Regions from separate parts of the Homo sapiens genome. Here region 2 is linked to region 1. The links are chromatin loops, found by intact Hi-C in ENCODE. Cell type or tissue: endothelial cell of umbilical vein. All regions are shown on one strand. Each heading gives the region's core, and the rest is flanking DNA. Links, peaks and the distances in the headings are about the cores only. Region 1 has its middle 28 kb from the start of SUB1. Region 2 holds the start of LOC124900954 (a long non-coding RNA gene).

What was found. A loop is a pair of places that touch in the nucleus more often than their neighbours do. Peaks named below come from ENCODE experiments on the same cell type or tissue, not always from the same donor. Only the 100,000 strongest peaks of a DNase experiment are listed, where the experiment ranks them.
Region 2: it touches region 1 in a loop (2.5-fold over the local background); 18 of 110 quality-filtered maps call a loop at or near these places.

What each region holds. Positions count from the first base shown.
Region 1 is chr5:32,606,356-32,621,636 of GRCh38, reverse strand. No RefSeq gene overlaps it. Among named protein-coding and RNA genes, the nearest start is that of SUB1, 28 kb to the right of the region's middle. In endothelial cell of umbilical vein, for the core only: a CTCF peak has its summit at 8,366 (motif pointing right); a DNase peak (open chromatin) is centred at 8,406.
Region 2 is chr5:32,499,738-32,515,018 of GRCh38, reverse strand. It overlaps LOC124900954 (a long non-coding RNA gene), which reads right to left and starts at 9,094. Exons shown (of 5, transcript XR_007058719.1): 1 at 8,902-9,094. RefSeq lists enhancers at 2,993-3,493, 13,110-13,756. In endothelial cell of umbilical vein, for the core only: no CTCF peak of the experiment used is centred there; a DNase peak (open chromatin) is centred at 9,778; H3K27ac peaks cover 475 bases; H3K27me3 peaks cover 155 bases.

The sequences.
Region 1 (15,281 bases), core at 7,422-9,921:
GCAGAGAAATGTTCTTTAATACTTGGCTCTCCTCACGGTGCACATCCCCGCACCCTAAGGGGAGCTTGCCCTGTGGACATGCTTGGAAGTGTACCATGGATTACAGCTGATTTTGCTAGGATTTCCATGAAATTTCCTGACTGTAGGACTTGCGAAACTTTGGAAATTGAAGTTCTGTTGCCAGAGGAGTTTGTGGAATTGTGTTCTGTGGAAACAGAATTATGGGATTTTAAGCCTAGAAAAAATCTTTCAAGTCCGCTCCTGCCAAAGGCCAGGCTGAGTGCGAACGCTTGCTGAGAGATGCCATGGCTGTAACATGCTTCTCCTTCCCAGCATGTAGCTTTCACCTGCAAACAGACACGTGTAAAAAGAAAATTCATAAATATTTCCTTTACCCAATTCTCTTCTTCATCTTTTCAGTTTATTATTTATTTTCCTTTTGGAAACAGCAACTACGCTCAGGTTTCTAACTGGATTTCACCTTGTCCATGCCAAATCAAGAAAAAACGTATATGAAAAAGTAACTACAATGGGACTGAGAAGAGGGGGAGCAGGTAGGCTGGTGAGGACTCGCTCCCTCAGTCTGTGCCGTCTGCTACAGGGAGGAGGCTCCCACCTCCTCAGTACCCCCAGGTCTGTTACCCGCCCTGAGCCCAAGAGGAAACAGTGGCCTGAGTCTGCAGCACCTGCCTCTCCCTTTGGATCAAGTGATCACACTGTGCTGGCCTCAATCAGAAGCTGCGAGAGGGATGGGAGCAAGGCAGATGTTGAAAGAGAAGTGGGTTTGGAATAAAATCATTGCGCATGCCCTCTTCTTTCCTTGGACGCCTGTGTGGCTCGAATGCGCCTGAGACCTCCAAAAAGCAAGCACAAGACTTGGCTGCAAATCACTGTGATTACCAAAACCTTACAAACAGTGGCAGGGAATTATTCTGGTCTTGGCTGTGCTGTGGGGAATTAAGGGACATAAGAAGGAGCATTGAAGCTGGGGTGGGGGGGCAGGGGAATATGACTCCCCATAAGGCAAAGGAGACCATGACAACTGTCACTAATAGGAGGACGTAGGGAGAAATGCGCCGGCAATGGAGCAGCCTGCAGGGAGACTTCCTCCTCATGGCCTCCTGGAGAACCTTGGGTGGATTTTTTCCAGGGCACTAGTGGGTTTCCTGACAGGTCCTCATGTGAAAAGAAGAGTTGACCTTTCCTTTTTAGCTCCTAAAGCATAAACTAAGGTGACTCTATGGAGCAACAAACTACAGCTCAATATATAGAGAGTCATTCGGAAAATTACAGACTTCCAAAGATAGAATTGTCTCCTGAAGCTATAGTGACCTCCCATTGTCTCAAATGTTCAAATAGAAAGTCATTCTGGGGGGAAGCGAGGGAGGAACAGGTGGAGTGCAGAGGATTTGGGAGCAGTGGACATACTCTGTGTGATACCATGATGGTGGACACGTGTCATTATACATTTGCCCAAGCCCGCAGTATGTATGGCACCACGAGGAAACCCTCATGAAAACCATGGACTCTGGGTGATGTTGGTGTGTCAATGGGTAGGTTCGTCGATTATAACAAACGCTCCACTCTGGTAGGGGATGTGATAATGGGGGAGGCTGTGTATGTGTTGGGGCAGGAGACATATAAGAAATCTTTATCTTCCTCTCAATTTTGCTGTGAACTTAAAACTCTAAAAAAAAAAATAAGTCTTAAAACAAAAAGTCAGTCTGAAAAGCAGGTAAGAATAAGGAATTCCTTGGTCAGTTGTGAGGTTTGATTGGTTGACCTGTGAGTTTCTTACATAAATTAGAGAATACTGGAGCTAGAGAAGTACATCTTAGAAGGTAATCCTTCCAGACATGTTGTTCTAAAACTTTGATCTGCTTTCTTTCTAAACAACTAGACTTACTTCTCTTGAGCTTGCTCAAAGACGTGTCCCCTCCCTACCCTGCTCACCAAACTCTATGATGAATTGGTCATCCCTGAAGGAAAACCTTAAAGAATAAGACGAATGACTTCATATGGGACTGGCCTTTGCATTCATGTCCATAGCAAAGAGGAATTCAAACACCAGGAACTTGTCAATTGATAGCAAAACTTAGACTCAGTTTCATAAAAATGTCTAAAAGCTATGTTATATGAGGTCTTAGGCAATAGATGTATCCTCTGAAAATCTCAAAGTGAGGATGTAGAAAAATTGGAACTCACATACACTGCTGACATGGATGTAAAATGGTACAGCAACTTAGAAAACAGTTTGGCAGTTCCACAAAATATTAAGCATGGAGTTAGCATGACCAACAATGACCCAACAATTCCACTCCTAAAGTCTCTGAACCACTTATCATTTTCCAAAATTCTTCCATGTATTTGTTTAGTAGCTTGTTGTCTTTGTCATCCACCAAAACTTATCTGTCCAGTAGAAAGGCCACTGGCCACACTCCAAGTGTTCAGCAGCCACATGTGGCAGTGGATACAGATTGGACAGCACAGTACAATCATCACTGTCAGAACGTCCTGTTGGATAGCACTGCACTGGAATGCAAGCTAGGTTAAAGCAGGCTCCTTATTTGTCTTGGTCACTGCTATTTCTCCGGCATCCAGAACAGTGACTGACACATAGTAGGCTCAATAAAGGGTAAGTAATGAGTGAATGAACTGAAGTTGAATGAATGAACAGCACTGGGTGGACAACAACAACACTGGAAAAGGAGGTGAAGGAATGCTGGAACAATACGAACAGGGGTGAAAATGGAAGCAAGAAAATAAAGTATTTGTTTAGGTTCTTCTTGTCATCGCTTTACTCCAGTATCTTATAATTTAATCATGATAGTCTCAAGAGAGTATTTTAATTATTGGATCTTAGTATCTTTCCTAGTATTCTCCTATTGGAGAATGTGTTGAGTAACATAATTTGACAAATGACATACCACTGTGAAAATGTATAGAATGTTGTGAATTTGTTAGTTTGCCATTAATTTCATTTCCAATTCCAACAGGGAGTACTACTGACATGGTAGAAATTTAGGTTGATAAAGAGCCTTTGACTCCTAGAGAATGTTTTAATAGTCATTCACTTTTATCAAACTTCAGAGGTCATTCTTATTTTATAGCTTTTTTCTGTAAATAATACTGAGTTCTAAAAATAGAAATTAAAAGATAAAAATCATTCAATAAACAGGTGTCATTTCATTGTTTTCCTAGTTTGTTCTTGTTTTTTGTTTTCATTTGGTTTGGTCTGTTTATATTGGGTGTTGAGACTGAAAATTTTTACTCAAGGTCTGATTGTAACTTTGCTACCATCCTCTGGCAAAATAATGACCATCTTAGGATCTTTGACTAGAATGAGTTTCCACAATTTTGTTTATTTCATGTTATAAACTGCTTTCACTTGCATCCTACTGCAGCTAAAAGCAAAAGCTATTAAAAGGCAACGATAGCAGAGGAAAACAAGATCACAGAATCTCTGTTCTCTAATACCTGAAGAAATGCAAAATTTTAAATGTTTTAATACCTGATATTCAACAGTGGCAACTAAAACAAAATGGCAGCCGGGGGGAAAAAAAAAGCAGAAAATTCAGAAGGAAAATTTTTGTTTGTAGAGATGGGGTTTCACCATGTTGCCCAGGCTGGTCTCAAACTCCTAGGCTCAAGCGATCCTTCCCACCTTGGCCTCCCAAAGTGCTGGGATTACAGGCATGAGTCCTGTGCCTGGCCAGAAGGAAAAATTCTAAGGAAAACCCTCCGTGATCCCCCCATCATAGCCTTGCCAGAGGCAGAAGGCAGAAGTGTTGCCCGGTCTCCTCCAGAGAACTGGGTTGAGTTGAGGGAACAGGTGAAGCCCATCAGGGTGGCTGGCACCCAGCAATGTTTGGGTGGAGTAAGTCCCAGCAGGACATGTCAATGGCTCCAAAGAAAATAATAAAAGCTCAGGACCCCCACCAACGGCTGCACTTGATCCCCAAAGAGCCGATCCTGCCTACTACACCCTCCTCTCCACAAAGAACATGGACTGCGGGTGTATGGAAAATGAAGGTAAAGCAATAACCACCTGTCTGACCATCATTCAGAGAGTTAAGACTAATGGGTCCTAAATGAGATGGGGGAAATGTCCAGGAGAATTTACCCACCCTATATAAGAGGAACTAGGCTTGGACAGAATTGTCCACATTAAACATAATATACAGAGAAATGCCACAATGGAATACTAAAGCAATAAATGTGAGCAAGCTATAACCACACACAACAGCATGGACAGACCTCACACACAACAGCATGGACGGACCTCACACACAACAGCACGGACGGACCTCACACACAACAGCACGGATGGACCTCACACACAAAATGCTGAATGAAAGAAGTCCAGTGCAAAAGGATACATCCTAAAAATTCTATTTAGATATTATGCTGTGAGAAGTCAGAATCCTGACTCCTCTTGTAGGGGGTAGATGTGAGCAGGGCATGTCTGTGTCTAGTGGACAGCACATTACATCTCTCCCAACTCCTGATAATTTTACCCAAGTTTTCAATTGCCTTCTTATTGACATTCCATATTTTTTTTAATTCTTGGTGCATTCTGTAACAAACTCTTTACATGTTGAAAATCATACAATATGGTATCATGCTATCTACAAGTCACTCACTGTAAAAAAGGCCTCATTGTGCAGCGATCATTCCTCAGAAAGACATTTTTGGGGGTAGTGACAGCAGTTCCTCAGTGGAGTCCAGTGGTCTCCACCCATGAATTTGCTACATCCTATCTCTCAAAATTCCTTTGTCTGAGGTCCCGTTAGTGACCCCACAGTGAACCAGGGCACACACCAAGGTTGCTTCCACCTTCATCTGACCATGAGATATTGCTGTGACTTACCCGCTCTTGTCCAAGTTCTTAGTTACAGACAAGAGAATCCAATCCAGTTGGTTAAAATAGAAAGAGATTTGTTAGTGGGTACATAGAGTTCACAGAATCATTACAAGGGCTAAAAGAAAGACTGAGCTTCCAAGAATGACTGCCAAACCACACTGTTCAACTGAACCACCAAGGAGGCTGCTACCTCTCATCAACAGGCAATGCAGAATCAGAAAGCTACTGCTCCTGTAGCCAAGAACACAGAATCAGAAAGCTGTCGCAGGCTGGGCGCGGTGGCTCATGCCTGTAATCCCAGCGCTTTGGGAGGCCGAGGTGGGCAGATCACCCGAGGTCAGGAGTTTGAGACTAGCCTGGTCAACATGGTGAAACCCCATCTCTACTAAAAATGCCAAAATTAGCCAGGCATGGTGGCGCATGCCTATAGTCCCAGCTACTAGGGAGACTGACGCAGGAGAATCGTTTGAACCCAGGAAGCAGAGGTTGCAGTGAGCCAAGAACGCGTCACTGCACTCCAACCTGGGCACCAGAGTGAGACCCTGTCTCAAGAACAGAAAAAAAGAAAGCAAGCAAGCGCCACAGACTGCTTGACTCACTGGTGCTATACCCCCAGCACCGGCGCATAGGCTATTGACATCAGCAACCTGCCAGCTGCACAGTTGCTTCTTAAACTGTTTGCTCACAGTTTTCTGAAGACAGTGCTTTTCAAACTTTAAGATGCCCACAAATTACCTGGGGTTCTTGTTAAAATCATAGATTCTGCTTCAGGAAATCTGAGGTAGGGCCTGAATTCTACATTTCTAATGAGCTTCCAGGTAAGATAGATGCCGCTGCTCTCACTCTTTAAGGAACAACATTAAGAGACATCAGCCTAATGAAATCAAGCCCTATAATCCCTTTCACCTCAATCCCACCAGTGTTCCAAGCTCCTGGGGCATCTGTCATTTGGTCTCTCACCCCTCACACTACCCTGGATCCCTGCTAACTAACCCAATCTCCCACTTTTTCCACCGTACCCTCTTTCATCAGATTCTGCACAGGCAAATTATCTAGTATTCTCAACTTCTTCTCTGAATGTTCCCTTTACTTTCCTGCTTTAACTGAAACTTACTCCCCTGAGGACGTGGATCCTGCAGCCTTCATTGAGGCTGGTGTTTTTTCTTCACTTGCATGTACCTTGAATACCAGAGGCAGGGCAGAAATTCTCCTTCTACCAAAGTTTGTTCCTCATCGCAGTGTTCCTCCTTTCCCCTTGAAAAACTACACCAGAGAAATCTTGCAGACACCACCTTGGCAAAACTATCAAAGTTGTCACCAGTAATAGGACAAATAAACATCATGTACCTCCTGATAAGATGTACTGAGAAGCCTACATCGTTTCTATGGTATCTCTATCAAAAATGCATAACCTGAATTTAATCAGCATACATCAGACAACCTAAACTCAGAGACATCCTACAAAATAAATGACATGTATGATTCCAAAATATCAAGGTCGAGAAAGAGTAAGTACTTCAATTTAGAGGAAACAGAGACATGACAAAACACACACACACACACACACACACACAATGGAGGGCTGGGCGCAGTGGCTCACGCCTGTAATCCCAGCACTTTGGGAAGCTGAGGCAGGCAGATCACAAGGTCAGGAGTTCAAGACCAGCCTGGCCAACATGGTGAAACCGCGTCTCTACTAAAAATACAAAAAATTAGCTGAGCACATTGGCGAGTGCCTGTAATCCCAGCTACTCAGGAGGCTGAGGCAGGAGAATTTCTTGAAAACTGGAGGTGGAGGTTGCAGTGAGCCGAGATCCTGCCATTTCACTCCAGCCTGGGCGACAGAGTGAGACTCCATCTCAAAAAAAAAAAAAAAAAAAAAAAAAAAAACACACAATGGGAGATTCTGGATTGGATCTGAGACCAAAAATGAGGATACTGGTGGGACAGTTGTAAAATTGGTACCATTAGATAATTGTATCAATGTTAGTTTCCTGCATTTGATAATTGTACTGTGGTTACATAAGATATTAACAATTTGAGTGAAGTAGGAATTTGAGTGAAGTACTTACAGAAATCCTTTGTACTGTTTCTACACTTTTCTTTAAAGTCTGAAGTTATTTCAAAACAAAAAGAACTTGGCCAGGCGCGGTGACTCACGCCTGTAATCCCAGCACTTTGGGAGGCTGAGGCAGGTGGATCCCTTGAGCCCAGGAGTTTGAGACCAGCCTGGCCGACATGGCGAAACCCCATCTCTACTAAAAATACAAAAATTAGCCAGGCAAGGTGGCACACACCTGTAATCCCAGCTACTCTGGAGGATGAGGCAGGAGAATCGCTTGAACCCGGGAGGTGGAGATTATTTGAAGTCCACGCCCGCCGACTGGACCTATGAAGCCTCCATGCACATAGTGAGTATTAGCCTGCACTAACACTAACACTAACAAACGCTACCAAATGTGCACTAACACTGCCAGATAACCTTTCTTCATGTTCCTGGTAAACTCACAATCCCACTGTTGAAGAAATCAAGTTTGGATTGTGTTTAGAATAGTGCTTTTGGAAATACTTCACTGATGGCATTCCAATTGGCCATGCTCAGCCAATTGTTAGAGTTGGCTATTTATGAAGGATTGAAGAAAAATACTAGAAAATATAGCCTCACTTTATTTTATATAAAAGTTAAAAATTAATATCCTGGTTGAGCATGGTGGCTCACACCTGTAATCCTAACGCTTTGGGAGGCCAAGGCTGGGGAATTGCTTGAGCCCAGGAGCTCAAAACCTGTCCAGGTAACATAGCAAGACCCCCATCTCTACAAAAAGTCAAAAAAAAAAAAAGCAATGATGGCATGCATCTGTAGTTCCAGCTACTTGGGAGGCTGAGGTGGGGGAATCACTTGAGCCTAGGAGTTCAAGACTATAGTGAGCTATGACCAAGCCACTGTACTCCAGCCTGGGTGACAGAGTGAGACCTTGTTTCAAAAAATAAAATAAAGTATCTTCCCCCACCCTTGATAATATTTCCCTGTGAGCTGGTTTATTTACTATACATATTATTAAAACAAAACATAGAAACAGTTTAGATAGACACTATCCCCTGTGACTGTCATCAACTCAATCTAGTTAAGTTTTAACAAGAAACAAGTTCATTTATCACATTAAAAACTAAATATTGATATATATCATGTTGTTCAAAACTAGTCTAGGTATTTAATGTGGGTATTTCAATGGCTATTTCCACCATTTCACTCTTTGTTTAGTTTTGTTTATACTGATAATGAACATTGTGCAGTTTTTACTTTTTCTTCACGTTTTTTGATTTATTAAAATATTATTGCTAAATCTAATAATAAAACATTCAGACTTGTATTTTGTATTTTTATACGCTTTTCTAATCATTTATTTGTATTTAACAAAAGTAGTGATCCACAACCCATTGGAAATAACCACAATTTGAGAAGCAATGCAGTCGCCTTTGATATTCCCGAGATGGACACTAGGTGGCGCCCAAGGATCTTCTTCCTGGCTGGTTGCGTGATCTTTGCAATGGCACGCTGGTCATAAGGCGCTTGGCAGTGTATAAGTGATAAGGCGCTTTTCCAGTGTAGACGGGCAGAATTGTCAGACCTTTCCTATCTATCAAGTCCACAGAGAAGGCAACTCACTCTCCTTTGTAGGGGACATCTATAAATAATTGAAGTTGACTTACACAAATGAAGACATTTTCATGTTTTGCCTATTGTTGGGAGGCTTCCCAGCTGAATAGAAGTAATCTCTAAACACCAAAGCTGTTACAACTATTGTTATATCAAGAAGACTATTTGAGAGCCTTTGTTCAATAATAGTGACAGGAGCCAACCACATCCGGGCCAAATTATAAAGGAAATCTACAAAGTCTTTTCAATGCCCACATCTCCCAGAATCAGGAGGGCAGTGGAATGGCAGAACAGAATTCTGAAAAATACCTGGCTGATATCAATCTATAAACGAGACCTCGAGAGGCAATCCTTGCATGCAGTCCTCATAAATATGAGATCCACAGTCAACAGAAAGACTCTCCCACACACAATAGACAGCCGAGTACAACACTTCCGGCTGCTCCCCGGGAGCCACTCACAGGACACTCCTATATTTAAACATACATTGAATGCTATTTAAAAACACACATGAAATATATCAAAGCTTTCCATTAAGAGATCTGAGAATCCAACCCTGATGAGCCCTGCCACAGCTACAACCTATGTGAAAGTTCAGCAGAGAAACTTATTCCTTCAGCCTCACTAGGACAGTGCTAACAAAGACCAGCTTATCACCAACACATAAATTGTCAAAGCCTTTAGCTTTCAATACGTTCTTCCCCCTCTAAGACTTTTGCACCACTGGGGCAGACAGCAAGAAGAATGCAGACCCGTCTATGGCCAAGGGCAGACCACAAGAATGCAGACCTATGGCCAAGGTTGACATCAAGAATGCAGACCTGTCTACGGCCAAGGTCGACATCATCCCTTGAGATGACTTGTCAAGGTTTCCAGGCCTGCCACTTGTGACTAGAAGTCTGATTTCCAACTTGTGTACCTGCCTCGAGAGTTTGCTCTGGCCATTCTTCAAGTTTGTCAGCCCAAGTCCTCAAAAACTTGTAAATCTCCCCATCCAACTCTGACCTTGTTTTGCTTGGGGTTGAACGTGCTAGGAATGAATACCCACTCTGTCAAGGAGAATGCAGTGGAACAGCAGCCACTGGAAATCATCCCTGCGTGGAGATAGGCAGTAGCCCTAGTTATTGCCAATAACCTCATGTTCCTACTGATAATCTTGATCATCTTTGGTAGTGAGACAACACAAAGAGATCATGTAGCCTTGGAATAGATACAAGTTTGCCTATTAAATCGGGGGGTCAAACTGTGAAGATCCCTTCTTTCTTGGATTTTTTTGCTAGTTGATGATTTTAACAGTTGTTTCTGGTCACTGCCATGACTGTTTTTAGAGGCCTCATAGGGCAAGAAAGACCAAACACATTAAAAATAACCAAGTGAAGTTCTTTTGCACAAAGTTTGAAGACATTCATCTTTGACTTTAATCTACAGAACTAGGTAACAGAGGTTTTTAATCCTAATCCGTAATAGTTGTCTCTGCTAATCTTATTTGTCCATTATTAGTCAAGCTCCCAACCTGAAAAGACACACTCGAATTATGCCAATTCAAGGAGTAAAATTTATTAAAATATATTATTTACAAAGGTGTGAGTGAAGGCTTAGGAAAACAAAAGGGTAACCAGTAGTAACAGAGGAACTAAACATCCCACAGTTGAAAGTTGTAGGGACCGAGTAGCTGCTGGAACCCATAAGAAACTCACATAGAGGAAGTCACCTTGAGAGGAGTTTTTAAGAAACACAGCCAACCTAAGGTGACCCTACCCCACCAAACTCTCCTTTCACCATGAACCAAACCCAACCAAACATCCCAGCCTCCCAGGACAGAGCGCAGGGTAAGACTGGATCTAGGGGAATAGATGGAATATCTAGGGGAACAGATAAAATATATACATATATGGCACCATCCGAGCCTTTTGCCTTCAGCATCATCTCTTGTCCTTCACCTGGTGGAAAGATTGAGTTCCCAATACGGGGCAGGATCAATGTTCCACCAACTACTACTTCAATACAAGTTGTTCTCATACTCCACAGCCTAAAACTTTAGCCAGCATTGGTGTTATTCATTTAACTTATTTCAGAGAAAAGAGAGGAGAAACACTTAAATGACATAAAACACTGTTGTGACAATCCTGACTTCTGTGAGGTCTGTATTGGTCATCTTAGCTGCCTTTGCCCTCTGCCCATTCCGAGTTCCAGTTAGCCTCCTCCAGCACCTTTGCTGGGCCAGGGTTCTTTACCAGATGAAAAGTACAAAACCTTCATTCTTACAGTGAGTCTTTGGAGGTCTTCTATTTACGGGTTGAAGTTTTTCCTTCAAGACAACTGGTTAAGGGAGCACAGTCACCAGTAAACCCCCTGGTTTCCAAACATCACTCTCCTTGCCACCACTGTGTAGGAACAAACAGTCCAATTTCCCTCAGACAATCAAGATCAATGAACTCAAACACCACAATCACCTCCTTATTTCCCTACTAATTCAATGGCATGAGAAGCCCAAGATGACCAAAAGGCAGTCTCCACTACCAACGCACTGGAACCATCACTCCCTTCCATGCTAGGCTCCCAAAACTTACATGCTTTTCAAAGAATGAAATAGACTGAATGCTCCTTGAGAGTAAAAAATTTTTATTTGTGGCCGGGGGCACAGTAGCTCACGCCTGTAATCCCAGCACTTCGGCAGGCCGAGGCAGGTGGATCACTTGAGGCCAGGAGTTCAAGACCAGCCTGGTCAACATGGCAAAACCCCATCTCTACTAAAAATGCCAAAATTTAGCCAAGCATGGTAGTGCACGCCTGTCATCCCAGCTACTCGGGAGGCTGAGGCACATGAATCACTTGAACCCAGGAGGCAGACGGTACAGTTAGCCGAGATCACAATACTGCACTTCAGCCTGGGTGACAGAGTGAAACTCTGTCTCACAAAATAATGATAATAAATAAAATAAAATAGAACGGGCAAGGCCGGGCACGGTGGCTCACACCTGTAATCCCAGCACTTTGGGAGGCCGAGGTGGGCGGATCACGAGGTCAGGAGATCAAGACCATCCTGGCTAACATGGTGAAACCCCGTCTCTACTAAAAATACAAAAAAAGTAGCCGGGTGTGGTGGTGGGCGCCTGTAGTCCCAGCTACTCAGGAGGCTGAGGCAGGAGAATGGCGTGAACCCAGGAGGCGGAGCTTGCAGTGAGCCGAGATCGCACCACCGCACTCCAGCCTGGGAGACAGAGCAAGACTCTGTCTCAAAAAAAAAAAAAAAAAAAAAAAAAAGAACGGGCAATCACCATTTTAAATAACTTAGTGATCAAAATTCACATGACCAGTTGTGAAACAACCTGGCCTGATGTACCTTCTGGTGTGGTGCGGTAGGTACAGCATCTCCTATGTAGCATTCTTGCAAAAGACATTTAACCTGAACTGAGCCATGAGGAAACAGACAAATCTAGAATATGGGACATACTACAAGTGGCCTGGACTCTTACAAAAGGTCAATGTCGTGGAAAACAAAATAGTAGGGAATAATTCTAGATTAAAAGAGACTGATAACCAAATGAACAGCATGAATTTTCATCAAGACACTGCATTGGGAGAAGAAATGAACATTTTTGGGAACTGGGGAAACTTACTACGGACTGAATAGTTGATAAAATTATTGATGTTTTAAGTTGTGATAATATTGAGGCTAGGTAGAAGAATGTCTTTACTCTTGGGAAATGCACATTGAGGTTCCAAGGCAGTCTCAAGGAAAAGCACCGGCAGAACTGTTTGGAGTGTGAACTGAACTAGCGGCACTTTGCACGGAGCACCATTTTAACTTCCAAGATTGACAAATTGTCGTTGTTCAGACCTGTGGATTTGGCAGACAATTTCTCAGAAACAAACAAACTGAGCCTATCACTTCAAAAAAAAACAACTGACAGCATGTGTTGTCAATGATGAAATTCAAGTTTTCAAGGGGAAATTACATACTACAACTTTTAAGAAACTACCACTTGTCAAATTTTGTGGTTGTTATCAAAGGATACCCACAATTACCTGGAAAGGCTATTAAAGTATTCCTGTGCCAGGCACAGTGGCTCATGCCTGTAATCCCAGCACTTTGAGTGGCTGAGGCAGGCAGATCACTTAAGCTCAGGAATTCGAGATCAGTCTAGCCAACATGGTGAAACCCTGTCTCTACTAAAAATACAAAAATTAGCCGGGCATGGTGCCATACGCCTGTAATCTCACCTACTTTGCAGGCTGAGGTATGAGAATCGCTTGAACCCGGGAGGTGGAGGTTGCAGTGAGCCCAGATGGTGCCTGGGCAACAAAAGCGAAACTGTCTCAGAAAAAAAAAATAATAAAGTATTCCTCCCTTTTCCAACTACACATCTCTGTGAGGCCACATTTTCTTCACATACCTCAACCCAAACAAAAGATTATCTGCAGAAGCAAACAGGAGAATCCAGCCATGTTCTATTAAAGAGATTGGTAAAATGTAAAATAATGTCACTCATAATTTTGTTTTGCAAAATATGATTATTTTCCATTAAAAAAATGTTAAAGTATCTTTCCATTCCTAGGAAATACATATTGAAGTACTTAAAATGAAATATGCCTGCAGTTTACTTTCAAATATTCATCCAAAAAATTGTATAGATGTATACACATGTATGTATGTGTGTAAACATGTATGCCTAAGTGGCATCAGAGATACTTGGTCTTTGTCCCTGGTTCCTGGCACAGAGCTCCTAAAACCTAATTTCTTGAGTTAAAAGTGATAGTAGGATCTTTTGTTCAAATGAGGGACTCTTGGCAGGGCCCCTAGACAGCTTCAGGATGGGGACTGGTTGCTAGAAAGATGAAACTTTGATTAGAAGCTTAGAATTTTCAGCTCCACCTCCCAACCTCTGGGGATGGGTGAGGAAGTGAGGACTGTTAATCACCAATGGCTAAAAATTTAATCAATCACGTGTAATGGAATCTCTATAAAAACACCCTAAATGATGGGGCTCAGAGACTTAAGTTGGTGACATAGTAAGGTGCTGGGAGAGTGGTGCTCCCAGAGAAGGCACAGAGCTCCATCTCCCTTCCCCATACCTTGCCCTGGGCATCTCTCCCATTTGGCTGTTCCTGAGTTTTATCCTTTATAATAAACCTGTAATTGTGAATAAAGTGCTTTCCTGAGTTGTGTGAATGGTTCCAGTCAATTATCAAATGTGAGAAGGGGATTGTGGAAACCCTCTGAATTTACTGGTCACAAGTACCAGTGACAACCATGGACTTACGGCTGGCATCTGAAGTGGGGGCCTTCTTGTGGGACTGAGCCCTTAACTTGTGGGATCTGACACACTAACTCCACGTAGATGGTATCAGAATTAAATTGTAGGACACCCAAATGGAGTAAGAGAAGTGGTGATGGAAAAAACACACACACTTGGCTCAGAAGTAAAAATAGCTCAGCATATGCGTACGTTAACTTTCTACAATTTACTTCCAAACAGTTCAGCAAAAAGAGACAGAAGGTTGCAAAATAATAGGTGAAGGATATGAGTGTTCCTTATACTATTGATTCAACTTTTCTCTGGGTTTGAAATTTTTCAGAATAAAATACGTTGGGGGCCAGGCACAGTGGCTCATGCCTGTAATCCCAGCACTTTGGGAGGCCAAAGCGGGCAGATTGCTTGAAGCCCGAAGTTCAAGACCAGCCTGGCAAACACAGTGAAATCCCGTCTCTACTAAAAATACAAAAATTAGTCGGGTGTGGTGGCACGCACCTGTAATCCCAGCTACTAGGGAGGCTAAGGAATGAGAATCGCTTGAACCTGGGAGGTGGAGGTTGCAGTGAGCCAAGATCACGCCACTGTACTCCAGCCTGGGTGACAGAGCAAGACTCTCAAAAAAAATAAAGATAAAATACGTGGGGGAAAAAAATCAAGTGCAAGGTCACTGAAATAGGAAGCAAACATTCTTCAAGTTAGAGGGGCCATTTCCATCTGCGACCCTGTGGCCTAGGAGCCATTCCCGAGGCTCCTCCAATAGATTAAAGAGGTCTTAAACTTCCTCCCTTCATTTATAGGCTCCCCATCCAGCGCAGGCCCTGTGACTCCAACAAGGAACTGAGATCTCATGCACCTTAAAACAATAAATGAGAATGGCTCATGGCTAGACATGACTGGTACCAGATCCCAAAACCCAAGGTTTGACTAGGCCCTGGTCTCAATTTGGAGAGCTTGGCTGTGGAGAAGAGGGGCGTGAGAACCAAGTGATCGAATTCCTGTTAAAATGAAGTAATTTGTGGCTCACACCTGTAATCCCAGCACTTTGGGAGGCCGAGGCGGGTGGATTACGAGGTCAGGAGTTCAAGACCAGACTGGCCAAGATGGTGAAACCCTATCTCTACTAAAAGTACAAAAAATTAGCCGGGCCTGGTGTGGGCGCCTGTAATCCCTCCTACTCAGGAGGCTGAGGCAGAGAATTGCTTGAACCTGGGAGGTGGAGGATGCAGTGAGCCGAGATCGTGCCACTGCACTCCAGCCTGGTGACAAAGCGAGACTCCGTCTCAAAAAAAAAACAAAAAAAAAAGTAGTAATTCATATTTTTCTTTAAAATTACTAGAAGTACTCATGGTTCAGGTGGCACTTAGTCACCAAAAAAAAAAAAAGTGGGAAGTGGTTGAAACTGTTGCTGACGCCGGGTGTGGTGGCTCAAGCCTTTAATCCCAGCACTTTGGGAGGCCAAGGCGGGCGGATCACGAGGTCAGGAGATCGAGACCATCCTGGC
Region 2 (15,281 bases), core at 8,604-11,103, 110 kb after region 1:
GCAACCTCATTTCCCTTTTCACAGTGTCATTCACCCCAGCCGACACCATTACCCTTTTTTGCCTGCTTATGGCTAGGATAGAAACCATTATTGTGTCCCCTATGGGAAGTATTCCTCCCTTAGAGAGTAAGACCACTAGCTGAGCATGGTGGCTCACCCCTGTAATCCCAGCATTTTGAGAGGCCAAGGTGAAGGATCGCTTGAGCCTAGGAGTTGGAGAGCAGCCTGGGCAATGTAGTGAGACCACATCTCTATTTTTTAACAAGAGTTTTTAAAAATTAAAAATAAATAAATAGGCTAGGTGTGGTGGCGCATGCCTGTAATCCCAGCTACTCAGGAGGCTGAAGCAGGAGAATCACTTGAACCTGGGAGGCGGAGATTCCAGTGAGCTGAGATTGCACCACTGCACTCCAGCTCGGGTGACAGAAAGAGGCTCCGTCTCAAAAAATAAAATAAAATAAAAGTAAAGTAAATAAATAAATAAATAAGAGAGCAAAATAAACAAGACAGCAAAGCCCAGAGTTGCATACATGGGAAGCAAACATTTTATAATTTAGTAATTAGGTAAAACTTTGAAAGGCACCACCGCCAAATCCTGTACCTGTATTTCCTTCTAGGTATCAGATGCTTCAAGTTCCTAAGTACATGATAAAACTAGTTAACTGTTAGCATGATATCTCATTGTCTTTTACTTTCCTTGTGAAGTGAGTTCCTTAACTGAGGACTTATCTCCCTCAAACATTTGGACCATCGTTGTATCTCCTGGGTCATACAGCAGGTACCAATTGGTACCTCCTCTTCTTCTGCAGTCTGGATGAGCTAGAGAGGCTTCTCTTGTTCTGTACCCAAATAAGGCTGGCATATCTGAGTTCACCAGGTCAATGGGTTGAAGCAAGGCAACCAAATGTGTTCTCTGTTACCTCTAATATGCAAGGAGCCCTATCAATTGGAGAGGATTATCTATCGATATTTCAGTCCACTCCACTAGGTCCTCTCCTAAAGTTTATTTTTCTTCCTGTTTTTAGAGACAGGGTCTTGTTCTGTCACCCAGCCTGGAGTGCAATGGTGCAATCACTGCTCACTGTAACCTTGAATTCTCCAGATCTAGTGACTCTCCCACCTCAGCCTCCTAAGTAGCTAGAAGTACAGGTGTGCACCACCACATCCAGCCAATATTTAAATTTTTTGTGGAGACAGGGTCTCATTATGTTGCCCAGGCTAGTCTCAAATTCCTAGTTTCAAGTGACTCTCCCACCTTGGCCTCCCCAAACACTGGGATTACAGGCATGAGCCATGGCGTCCAACCCTCCCCCAGAAGATTAACTGAGGTAGCAAGTCCTTGTATTTTCATAGGATTTATTTCTCACCTGCTAGCACATATGGGTCTAAGATATCTAGATCAACATCTGTGATACCGGTTACTTCTTATTTCCCAGGCCTTATATGTGTGCTATATTCAATGTAGACCAGCCTTGTGTCTTGTGGGTTGGTGAGATGGTCAAGATCCCTACCGGACGGACTCAATATATCCCTGAGGCAGCATGGTAAAAGTATATATTTCTACTAGGTGAAAGCTAACTATTTCTGGAATACCCTTTATCAGAATGGGTAAGAAAATACACTTGCTAGATCAGTTGCTGGTGCCAGGGCCTGTGTTAATATGCTCCAAACGGGAGACTATGTCTTGGCCTGTCACTGTGGGAGGAGTTATCAACTAATTAGGCTTCCTTAATCCACTGTGGTTTCCAGAATCCATCTATCCTCATACGGGCCATTCTGAGGAACTTAGCTGCTGTTTCAAAATCTTTAACTATGGGGCTAATCTTTGTGATTCCCCTGGAGGTGTGGTATTGGTTTTGATTTATTATTCTGGTAGGGAGAAGAAACTTCAGTGGTTCCCACTTGGCTCTTCCAACCACAGTCATTCTTACTGTGTGTGTCAGAGAGCCACTATGGGGACCTACCAGTCCAACTCTGTGCTGTATTCAGGATCTGGAGAAATAATTACGGGGCTTTTTATAAATAGACCCAGGTTAAAATCCTACTTACCACCTGATGACCATTAGACCCACTGCAATCAGGAACTACAATACATTTATGTATCTCATGTAAGTTCAGAGCCAATATTCGCTACTCCCTGAAAGGTTTATGTCTCTCTCTTGCCCCCGTACACAGCTATCCAGGTAAATAGTTCCTTTGAGCAAGAAGGAAGTTTCAAGTATGTAACTGAGGTGTTACATGGGTCCTTCCTTGTAGGCATTTGGTGTCCTTTCCATTCTGTGCATCTGGTTCTGTTACCAATCTCAGGCCTATGAATTGGAAGATAAGCTATGTCTACTACGGTGGTTCAAATCAGGCCTCTATTCACCAAACCAAAGCTTTGTTTGGTTTGGGTTAGTTATTCACGTCACAGAAAACCTGCACAGGTCATCTGATGATCTCATTACCACGGATGCCATAGCAGAGATCTTGGAGGATCAGACCCTTGTCAAATATTTTTCCCAAGCCTGCCCTAGAGCCTAATGTAACCGTGCCCATGTTGCCTCCAGTCGTTAAATAATTGGCATCACTTGTACTCTGCCACAGTTCACTCCCAGATACCTGCTGATAATAGAAAACAAGTTTCAACTTTGGCATTTTTCTACCAACAATTCTAGCCTGCAGACTTCTGATATGTTTCTGATAAGCTGGCCCCTATTTAGGGGGCTAGGAGTGGCCGAGGGACCTCCTCCAAACTGCCTGGCCGCTGGAAACAATGAGGCCACTGTGGGCGGAGAAGAGTGCAGCAGGCTGCTGGCTCAGCCAAGTCCACGATGGTGAGAGCTCGCCCAAAGTCTGCCCTCCTGCTCTGTTCTCTCCCCAGGAATTGTGAGAAGCAGGGACATCCTCCCAGGCCCCTCATCTCACCTGCCGGCCCAAACCAGCTGCACCTAGAGTGTCCTCAAGCTCTGCCCACATTGACGTCCAGACTGCCATGACTCTCTAAGAAGCAGGGGCATGTGGGCCAGGCCAGAAAGAGTGGGGGTGATGAGACAGGACGTATGCCTATGATCCTCTGCAGGGGAGACAGGAAGGCCACAGGGGATTTCTGGTGTCAGTCCTGGCACCCACAGGCAAGAAGAGCTTAGGAGATTGTGAGAGCTGTGACAGGCAGGATCCCCTGCCCCCAGGCTTCCTTTCCCACACCCATTCCATAAAGCTGCTCCCTGAGGAGGCCTGGTGCTGGTGGCCTCGCCCTCTGGGGTTGGGACCCTGGCAGGCAGTGTGGTGCAACGGTGTGAGAACTGAATTTGTAGTCAGGCGAACAGTGTCAATTACACCCTGCCCCTTCTGAACTATGGGATCTTGTCCTTTGTCCCTCTGAGCCCCAGTTTCCTCATCTGCAAAATGAAGATAATTTTATATAGTGACATAAGAGTAATGAAACAGAACACCTAAGACACGCCAGCCCTCAACAAACCACCTCTGGCCCAAATGCCCCATCTTTATCTCCTGCCATGGCACCCACATATGTCGGTATTTGGTAAAGATGGGCTCTTCAATTTCAAAGCCCAGTGAGGGAAGAGTCTTCCAAGCTCTGTGAAGGAGATGCAGTCAGCGGGTAAGTGGGCAAGAAATGCATGTCAGATATTGATGGACATTAAGATATTGATTGATTGATATTCGGCCCTCATATCCCCCTTCCCATATCCTTCTGTGTATTTTTTGGAGCCATTAGAATATTATATTTCCCAAACTCCTTCACCAGCTGGGTACTGGATAGATAGGTTCTGCCATTGAAGGGAGATAGAAGGTAGGAAGAAGATGACCCCTAGCCTTCTCTGGCTCTGACAGAAGCAGCCAATTGCAGACAAAAAATGCCAATTGCTGTAGCAGAATGCCAGTTCCAATCGTGGCAGCAGTGACAGCTCCTACTCAGGCCACTTGTCATCTGGAGCAGCTTAGCAGTGAGTGTGAACCCACAGGTGTCAGCCCCAAGTGGTGGCAGGTCCCTTATCTCTAGATAAACCCATGTCTCCATTTTGCAACTCCAGCCCTTACAAAACCTTTGTAACCAGTCCCCTGCATTCAATCCCTTTCTGCTTGAAATATCTAGAATGGTTTATGTTTTTTGGACTGGACTCCTGATTGACACAGCAGGCTTGAAAAAGCCAATCCAGAACTGTCTCCTAACGTTTTAGAATTCTTCTGTTTACATCAGTTGTTCCCAACTCAGTCTGCCTATTAGAATCACCTAGAAGCTTAAAAAACACTGATGCCAGCCTGGCACAGTGGCTCACACCTATAATCCCAATACTTTGGGAGGCCAAAGTTGGAGGATTGCTTGAGTTCAGGAGTTGGAGACCAGCCTGGGCAACATGGCAACATGGCAAGACCCTGTCTCTACTAAAAAGACAAAAAAAAATAGCTGGCATTGTGGTGTGCACCTGTGGTCCCAGCCACTCAGGAGGCTAGGGTGTGAGGATCACTTGAGCACAGGGGGCCAGAGGATGCAGTGAGCCAGGATCACACCACTGCACTCCAGTCTGGGCAACAGAGTGAGACCCTGTCTCACTCACACACACACACACACACACACACACACACACACCCCCAAACTACAAAAACAAAACAAACCCAAAAAACACCACACTGATGCCTATATGCCCTATACTTTCAGAGATTCTGACTAAATTGCTCAGACACCAGTGTTTTTTAAACTCACCCGGGAGATTTTGATGTGCAGCCAGTTTGAGATCCACTGCTCCCTTTTTAAACATTTTCTCTGAGACAGGGTCTTGCTCTGTCACCAGGCTGGAGTGCAGTGGTGCAATCACAGCTCACTGCAATCTCCCCTTCCTGGGCTCAAGCAATTCTCCTGCCTCAGCCTCCCGAGTAGCTGGGATTACAAGCACGTGCCACCATGACCAGCTAATTTTTGTAGAGACGGGGTTCCACCATATTGCCCAGGCTGGTCTCAAATTCCTGGCCTCAAGTGATCTGCCTGCCCTGGCCTCCCAAAGTGCTGGGATTACAGGCATGAGCCACTACGCACAGCCTGAGATCCACTGCTCTCTGTCATGCCAAGCTATTTCTGGCCTTTCCCTATTATCGCGAGTGGACCAGCAGTGGATCCATGGCTACATCAGCCAACTGCAGCAAACTTAGAACAATTATTAAGGTATTATCAACGTAATGAGATTTCAGGTGATTTAATTTTCTTTCTTATACCTTTCTAACTTGTTTTAATGAACATTGTTTTAAATTATTTTGAAGGCAATTTTCACAAACAGAAATGATCTTCCTGTCTTCTCTAATGCATAACTATACCCACATCACTAAATCTAGCACAAGCTAAAATTATATTCCACGAGCCTTGTTTATACATCCTCGAAATTCATTCTTAGAAACATCATCAGGGCTTTTGAAAATGTAAATAAGCAACAGGTTACAGATATGTAGCAATAGTGTTCTCATTGTTGTGGTTGTGTTCTGGGTGAATGGAACCCCTGGGCTGCCCACTCCCAGCTCTAAGCAATCTCATATTTAACCCAGCATGCTGCACAAATGATCATTTTCTATTATCATATCCTTGGTCATTTCACATCCTGCTCAATCCCACCCTGCTCCACCCCAGGCCATGTTGTATTTGGATTTAGGTTAGTGGCATAGCAAAATGAGAAGCAGGTCATGAAGCAATTCCTACTCCAAGGGAAGGACTGCCTCCTTAGGCAGAGGAGAGGCAACCCAACCCTTGTTGGGCAAGAGTTCTTCTTGGGCAACCCTCTTGAAACTCAACCACCTTCCGAGTTTCAGAAGTCTTTGAGGATTGGGATTTGCTGTTGTTGTTAACCCAACTGAGAACCGTGATTTTGGTTTCCAATTTAATCTACTCCAATGCTTCCCTGCTTTTTTCATATCATGGCTCAGTCTAACCCATACTACCTCTAGATCACCATACCAAGCTGTGTACTCATAGCCAGAGACACCAAACTGTCATGCCTTCGGGCTGCTGTTCATGCCATTTCCTCTGGATGATATATTCTTAAGGTTAGGTAAGCCCTGGAAACATACGGGTATTTATTATACACCACACACTTTGCTAGATTCCAGCACTACATTACTCCCCAACCCGTGCCATCAGCTCTCAGTAGCCTGGCCCAATGTCATCTCCCTCACAAAGTTGTTTTTTTTTTTTTTTTGAGACAAAGTCTTGCTCTGTCGCTTAGGCTGGAGCGCAGTGGTGTGATCTCGGCTCACTGCAACCTCCTCCTCCCCGGTTCAAGCGATTCTCCTGCCTCAGCCTCCCAAGTAGCTGGGATTACAAGCGTGCATCACCACGCACAGCTAATTTTTGTATTTTAGTAGAGATGGGGTTTCACCATGTCGGCCAGGCTGGTCTCAAGTTTCTGACCTCAAATGGTCTGCCCGTCTCGGCCTCCCAAAGTGCTGGGATTACAGGCATGAGCCACCATGCCAGGCCCTCCCAGCCCTCCTTCACAAATTTTTCCTGGACTTCGCCACAGAAAAAATTAATGGTTTTCTCAATCTCCATTCCAACACAGTTATTTACACATGAAATAAACCCTTGACATTCATAAATTTAAAATTCCTCATTCAGGCAATTCAAAAGTTAGTCTACAAAGTGAGTCTATGGGGTGTCATCATTTGTCATTTTGCCAAAGCACAAACGGGAATAGTTCTCACTGAAGAGCTGGAGAAGAGTGAGTCTACTTCCTCTTGGAAGCCTTTCCTGATACTCCATCCTACTCAGCCTCAGACTGATAGCCCTCTGAATCAGTTGGGATACTTCCAGCTCTGATGGAAAACGGGAATAACAACATTTAATTTCTCCACAACAAAGAGTCGGAGGTGGGTGGTTCCAGGGTTTGCTCAGCTCCTCAACAATGTCAGGGGTCTGGATCAGGATTTTTGCAAGCCTCTTGGCCAAGTGCACATCATCACATGATATCAGTAGCTCTAAACAGCAGCTCCCCACATAACCTCATTTCAGGTGATAGAGACAGAAGACAGCCAAGAGTCCCAAGTGAAACCCTGCCTTCAAGCCTAAAACAGCCTGAAGGCTGAAAAACCGGTCTGCTGGTCGCAAATGAAGCCTGCTCTTTCCCAGCTGATTCTGAATAATGCCTGCTTGTGCACTGGGAGGATCGGGTGGAGCCTTGGGAAGTTCACACCATTTGCAGGGGGGAAGAGTCTGGCCTCTTCAGTGCCTGTGTGGTAACCCGGGATTCAGTCTGTGAGGGGGGAGGTTGTTGGCAAGACCCCCTCTCACTTTGCTGAGAGTTTTTCTTTCTTTTTCCTTTTTGCCCAATAAATTCCATTTTCCTCACCCTTCTATGTGTCCACAAGCCTAATCTTTCTTAGTTGTGTGACAAGAACCCAGTTTTAGCTGAACTAAGGATAAAGTTCTGGAACCCAGGATGGGATGAAAAGATAGGCCTCCTTTCCATCTTACATTTTACCAAGAAGCAAACAGTTGTCCTAAAACTTCATTGACTTTTCCTTTCATTTAATCAGCCAGAATTTGGTCATGTGCCTAACCCTAAACCAAATACTAGAAGGGGTAAACCAGATGATTGTGCTTGATTGTGATTAGTGATCTTCAGGCCAGCAGCAACAGCGTCACTTGGGAACTTGTTAGAAATGCAAATTCTTGGGCACGCAGGGTGGCTTACACATGTAATCCCAGCAGGGTGGGAGGCCGAGGCAGGTGGATCATTTGAGTCCAGGAGTTCAAGACCAGCCCTGGCCAACATGGTGAAACCCCATCTCTACTAAAAATGCAAAAATTAGCTGGGCATGGTGATGCATGCCTGTAGTCCCAGCTACTTGAGAGGCTGAGGCAAGAGAACTGCTTGAACCCAGGAGGCAGAGGTTGCAGTGAGCCAAGATCACAGAGTGAGATTCTGTCTCAACAAAAAAAAATGCAAATTCTTAGGCTTCACTTAGACCTACTGAATCAGAAACTCTGGGAGTGGGGCCCAGGATTCCTGGTTTTAACAAGCCCTCCATGTGACTCATGCAAGCCAAAATTTGGAATCACTGGCTTAGATGTATCATAGTTAATCCTGAGCCTGGGGGAGGGACCTGAGCATCCTGCCTTTTAGAATAAAATCCAGATTCTACAAACTAAGAAGAGAGTTATGCTGTTGGGTAGATGGCACTCTCCTATTATTTCCGTTTAAATTATCATGATTACATTTATTTACCAGTTGATTTTCTTGCTGACTCCCTGACTCAACTGCATGCTTCCTGAGGGCACGAACTTTGTCTTTTATTAGCATTTCTGTCCCTAACACAATAGAAGGCGGTCAATCAATGTATGCTGGACAAATGGATAAATGGTAAAGTGGTCTCTCCTTTCTAAGTGCCCACCTCCTTAACAGCTGCTTCCTGCTGCTTTCCACTTAAAGAACATTTTCACATCAGTTCATGTCAGTGAGCTGAGAGCTGTCTCTACCAGGGGGTCTGAGAACAATGATTCCTTTGCATATGGGCACAAGTGGAGACTCTGGCTTCCTGAATGCATGTTGGACCTTTATGTGCATTCATTTCTATTCAAGGGTGTCCTTGGAGAGCACTGCTGTACAATAACACAGAACTGAACACGATTGTTGAGCTGAGTTCTGGCTGCTGACTCCTGCCTGGCAATCTTTCTCAGAGGCAGCTGTGTACTCAGAGTCAAACATGACCTGGAAATAAGCCTCCAGGCTTCATCCACAGCAAGAGCAGCATCGAGGCAATGATAGATAGCTGCCCTCATTTTGTTCTGCCCAGCACAGTGACCTGGACAAGCCTCCCGGGCTTTCTGAAGGCACTTGTATTAGGTGTGAGGGACAGAAACCCAAATGCAAAGTGGTGAGAATAAAGAGGTGGGGGAAGACTTACAGCCACATATACCTGCAAAGTCCTAGGGTAGGATCAGTTTCAGCTGCAGCTGGATCCAGATGCTCAATGTCCTCAGGAAACTTCTTTCTTCATTGCTCAAATGCATCTCTTCTAATTGGCTTCATTCTCCAGTAAGTTTTCACAGAACAAGCCAGGAACAGCTCCAGACTTGCATACCATCCACTTGGCATTCGCAGCAGAAAGCCCCTCTTTCACAACAGTGTCAGCAAAAGTCCTGGAGCTGACTCTCCTCATCCTAACTTAAGTCACATGAACATTCCAGGGCAATCAATGGCTTAGGCTGGCGTAAGTGCCCAGCTTGGAGCAGGGGCATTGGGCAGGATGGAATCAGTCTCACCTGAACCACAGGGACTTACAGTGAAAAAGATGCACCCCCAGCCCTTCCCCGCCACCAAATCATAGTGCTGTTACCAGAGGAGGGGGGAATGGCTGCAGAAGAGGCAAAACCCACAGATGCCCCATCTGCCACTGTTCCTTCTTTTGAGTCCTTGAGTAGCACTTCATTAAAAAAGGCACCCACATGCATGCAGAGCTAGGTATCATTTTCCAAAACAGGGAAGGAAATAAAGCACCTCCTAAAGACAAATAGTGCAGACTCTCTTTCTCACTGGCTTGAAATAGCTCCCAGCGCTACAGAGCAGGGCTGAGGGACGGCACCAGCAGCCTCACTCTCGGTGTAATTTAATCCTCCAGAGCATCTGCCCTGAACATTCAGCTCCACGAACACCCACTCCCCCGCCCTCTGCTGTGGTCCACCCCCTCCCTCCCATGGTTTCTTGGCCTGCTTTACTGTCTTTTTGTAATCATCAGCTAACATCTGCTACATTTTATTTGTGGCAGGAAGGATTTTTTTTTCTCCTTTACCCTTCCTCCTCCTGGGGTTGAATGCGAAATAGACTAGAATAACAAAATGAGGCAGACAGGCTTCTTAACATAATAACCTAAAAATGTGTGAAGCTGGGAAGTGTCCAATGTTTGGATCCCTCCCTCCGCGGCTCCCTGAGAGCAGGCCCTCTTTTTCCAGCACTCTCCTGGCTCAAAGCCCTGGATCTATCCAGGAGAGAATGGGATGAAGCTGAGGGACAGACAATTTAAATTGAGGAAAAGGGCAAGGGGTTAAGAGAAGGCAGAGCCCCGTAAGAGGTAGAGATCAGGAATCCAAGGGGGAGAGACGGGGAAGGCAAGATGTTTCTTTGCTGTCTTTCACGGGGCCTGCGTATTTTCCATCTGCAAGTAGAAGATGATGCCAGCTGTATAAGGAGATACAGTCTTTAAATCAATGACCAAATCAAGGATGTAGTCCCTTCCTCCCCGTAGCTTTTACCAGCAGTTTGCAAAATAATAAAATAGCTAAAAGGTGGATAGCAAAGGAAGAAGAAGCAATCTGGCTCAAACAGTTCTAAACTGAGGTTTTCCACACCAGAGAGGAAAACCAAGAGGGAAGCTGGTAAAATGGGGCAGAGATTGATACTGGTGGGCTAGGGAAGGTCTCTAAATGTCAGTGGGACCTTAACCCCAGCCGGTGTCCAGGCTCCTGATGCCATCGTGAGAATGAATTCAACGACAAGTCAGAAAATTGTGAAAGTACAGAGATTTATTGCAAAGGGAAAGTACACACACCAGAAAAAAAGAGTGCATGCATACTCAAGAGAGTGCTGTGATGGGATTTAGCATTTCTGTCTTTATGGATTTCTTAACCAAAGAGTGGAATATTCATGAAGATTCCTGGAAAAAGGTGATCATTTCTCAGAATTGTCATGCTACCCATTTTTACACCAAATACAGGTGTTCCCGGAACTGTCATGGCACTGGTGGGAGTGTGTTGAGTATGCTAATGAGTGCATAATGAGGTCCTAGGAGGCACCTAGGTCAGATCCAGCACCATGTTGGATCCAGTCTATTTTTTTTTTTTTTTTTGAGACAGAGTCTCACTCTGTCACCCAGGCTGGATTGCAGTGGCATGATCTCGGCTCACTGCAACCTCTGCCTGCCGGGTTCAAGCGATTCTCCTGCCTCAGCCTCCCGAGTAGCTGAAACTACAAGCATGCACCACCATGCCCTGCCAGTTTTTGTATTTTTAGTAGAGACGGGCTTTCACCATGTTGGCCAGGCTGGTCTTGAGCTCTTGACCTCGTGATCCACCGGCCTCAGCCTCTCAAAGCGCTGGGACCACAGGCGTGAGCCACCGTGCCCGGCCAGATCCAGCCTATCTTAGCCAGCATGGCCCACAACGTGGTTTTTCTTTTTCTTTCTTTTTTTTTTTTTTGAGACAAAGTCTCACTCTATTGTCCAAGCTGGAGTGCAGTGGCGCGATCTTGGCTCACTGCAACCTCCACCTCCCGGGTTCAAGCAATTCTCCTGCCTCAGCCTCCGGAGTAGCTGGGAATACAGGCATGCACCACCATGCCCAGCTAATTTTTGTATTTTAGTAGAGACGGGGTTTCACTATGTTGGCCAGGCTGGTCTTGAACTCCTAACCTCGTGATCCATCCACCTCGGCCTCCCAAAGCGCTGGGATTACAGGCGTGAGCCAGCACGCCCGGCCCACACCATGGTTTTGCAAAGTCTTTTCAGCCCATAGCCTTTAGTCCTGTGAAACTGCTGTCTGGAATTTTTATCCTCCTGTGACTATCCTGTATTATTCCTGTCTCAGGACCACCCACAAATCTCCAGCTGCTTTGTGGACTCTCTCACGGACATCCTTTCAGACTCAGTGTCTGTACTCCATCAGCAAATCCATGTGTGCCATGGATCAGACAACTACTTCTCTCCCATCACAGGGGGAAACCTATGGGATTATATATTTAGTTATTTTAAAAGCATTTGACTAGTAAATTGCAAAGCACAATGTACCATAAAAAGGATATTTTGCTGATTTCTAAATTCTCTATTAAATGTATTTCTCAAGTGAATGTACTTCTTCTCCTCTATTGAACCTGTAAAACTCCCCTACCTGTGAATACTACGAGTCCTTTTCAAGGAACTCACTCTGTCTTCTCATCAGTTAAGTGGAAGCTGACTTCTCTATTTCTTGGTTTCTTCCAATGGAACCCTTCTTTTCTTCCTACAGACCCCAAGACTCATTTGGTTTTCTTCTCCCTTGGCCCCTGTCACTGCTTCTACTTTCTCTGTCTTTTGTGTCTGTATTGATCAGGATTATTAGTGGCAGAGAAGAACCCTCTCTAACTAATTTAAACACAAAGAGATTAATTAAAGGGGATTAGGTGACCTAATGCTTTTTTTTTTTTTTTTTTTTTTGAGACGGAGTATCGCTCTGTTGCCCAGGCTGGAGTACAGTGGCATAATCTTGACTCACTGCACAGGCTGGAGTACAGTGGCATAATCTTGACTCACTGCAACCTCTGCCTCCTGGGTTCAAGCAATTCATCTGCATCCGCCTCCTCAATAGCTGGGATTACAGGTGTGTGCCACCACACCCGGCTAATTTTTGTATTTTTAGTAGAAACGGGTTTCACCATGTTGGCCAGGCTGGTCTCGAACTCCTGACCTCAAGTGATCTGCCTGCCTCTGCCTCCCAAAGTGCTGGCATTACAGATGTGAGCCACCACGCCCAGCCTGCTAATGCATTTCTGAGAGGACTAGGGGACCAGCTTTGAACTAGGGAACCACCCTGGTAGGTTCTTCTAACAAGAACCTCACTATTGCCACCACGTGCCTCTTAGCATCTCTGACCAGGATTCTCTTTATAATCCCAGCGCATGGTAGTCACATTGTAGACATCTTACAATTTCCAGCAGATGGAGTCTTATTCTAATATACTGGTATACTAATGATTGATGTATTAGAACGGAAGGGAGGTATCAACAGGTAAGGGACTTCAGAGGCCTGAGAGTGGAAGAAGTCGCTGCCTTTAAAATACAAGGAGTGCATGTATTTTACAGATGGAATTGAGGTGCTTCAGGCAAAATTAGGTGTCTTTTTCTAATTAATACAAAGATGCTGTACAGGTTAACCATAACCATACCCATGAAATCAGATATGAAACAATAGAAACTTCACCACACCTGTTTCAGAAAAAAACAAAAACCTCCCCTAGGGGTGCTTTTCAGAAGATGCAACCTTCGAGCCCTCAGCCAGGGTCACACCCTCAGCCAGGGTCTCACACTTCTACCTTGAAGTCTCACCCAGTGGGTGTTCTGGTGGAGTAGCGGTCTCCTGAGGAAGCCTAACTGCAAAGGAGTCTAGTACTCATAGGTTTCTGCTGTCCAGCCCCTGCATATGGGAATTCATGGAATGACGTTCTGCAAACCAATCTGCAGTCACAATCTCAGATTTGCAGTGGAGCAAGCACATCATGTCTCCCTGCTCCCTGCTTTTCGCAGCCTCTGAAAAACACCACTCAGCCTCTGATCTTTAAAAGATCCTGCTGATCCCTGTGGCGTAAATCTGAGAAGCTATGCAGGAGAGAGAAATTCTGGAATCAGCAAAAATGTCCCTTTTTACAATGCGTTATGCTTTGCAACTTACTATTGAATGTTGTATTCTGTTTACAAAGCTGCTGAAAATCTCAAAAAGTTCTCTCTGGATATGTTTCTTTAGTATATTGAAATGCAAACGAGCTCCGTTTCAACTAGGTAATCTGGGCACACACATGAATAATTACCACTCCCACCACCTGATGCCTCATTAAAATGACCGTAAAGGAGGAGAACGCAAAGGAGGTGTCAACAGCTAAGGGTTTCAGAGGCCTGAGAGTGGAGGGTGTCCCCACCTTTAAAATACAGGATGTGCCCGACCCAGGGAAGAAAGTGGGCAGCCCCTCAGAGAGTCTACGTCAAGCGGCCAAGCCGTCCCCAAATAGCAGCTGCTGGGTCCGCTGATTTGCCCCACTTTCCCAGATAGATGTCATTTACTACTCAGAGCACAGCAGGCAGCATGACCCCAATGTTCGCATCAGTTCTGCTGGCCCCCAAGCCTCATGGGGCAATACCAGTGCTGGCCAGGTGAATACTGCCCCTGAGGAACACTGAGTTCATGAAACCCCCAGTTTTCCAAGGGAACCGCTAGCACACCTGCCCCAACTTTGCCCCAGCGGAAGGCACTATCTTTTTTTTTTTTTTTTTTTTTTTTTTGAGCCAGAGTCTTGCTCTGTCGCCCAGGCTGGAGTGCAGTAGGAAGATCTCGGCTCACTGCAAGCTCCGCCTCCCGGGTTCACGCCATTCTCCTGCCTTAACCTCCCCAGTAGCTGGGACTACAGGCTCTCACCACCGCCTGGCTAATTTTTGTATTTTTAGTACAGATGGGGTTTCACCATGTTGGCCAGGTTGGTCTCAAGCTGCTGAACTCAGGTGATCCACCTGCCTCTGCCTCCCAAAGTGTTGGGATTACAGGCGTGAGCCACCGTGCCCAGGGGACACTATCTTTATCACAGTGATAGGGCTCTAAAGAGTGGAGGAACACCAGAGTTCTTGGTCCTCATGTCGGTTTAGATGAAACTACATGGACACACGTGGAGTGGTTTTAAGGAGTGGAGAGTTTAATAGGCAAGAAGGAAGGGAGACGACAGAAGGAAAGAAGCTCCCGCATACAGAGACAGGGGGAGGGGGGCTCCAAAGCCAAAAGAGGAGGTCTCTACCTGCCACGGATACCAGCCAGGTATATGTGCAGTGGCTGGAGGAGGCGGTGTTTGATTTGCATAGGGCTCAGGGGATTGGTTTGACTAGGCATGTCATTCACCTAGCCCGAGAAAAAGCTGGCCCTCCCACCCTAGCCTTTTAATATGCAAATATAGGGCACCAAGGTGTTCTATACACGTGGGGATATGTTGGGGAGGCCGTGTTGCCAGAAACATGTCGAAAAAGGGTAAGAAGGCCAAGGGAATCTCCATGCTTGGGTGGACCCAGTTTCTAATGGCTTGCATTTGCATATCAAAGGTTGCTGGCCTGGCTCTAACAGCCAGGGCTTTACTAGAAACTTTTCCAGAGATGCTTTAAAAAATGAAAACTTCCCAAGGACCCCTTTTCCTACAACAACAGTAGTCAGGAAACAAAACTGAACTCTGACCCGAAGGGAGACATATCTCTAGCTTCCAAAGAGGTCTGCTAAGCAAACAATCTTTAAAAGATTATCTGGCCAAAAGCTGCCATAAAACATGTCCAATACCAGGAGAAAGGCCTCCCAAAATTCTGTAGGTATGAGAGGCAGTTGGTGAAGTGAGGTGGAAAAAAAGAGTTCAGTGAAAGATCTGTGGGCCGGGCACAGTGGCTCACGCCTGTAATCCCAACACTTAAGGAGGCTGAGGCAGGTAGATCACTTGAGGTTTCAGGAGTTGGAAACCAGCCTGACCAACAAGGTGAAACCTCATCTCTGCTAAGAAAATACAAAAATTAGCTGGGCATTGTGGCAGGTGC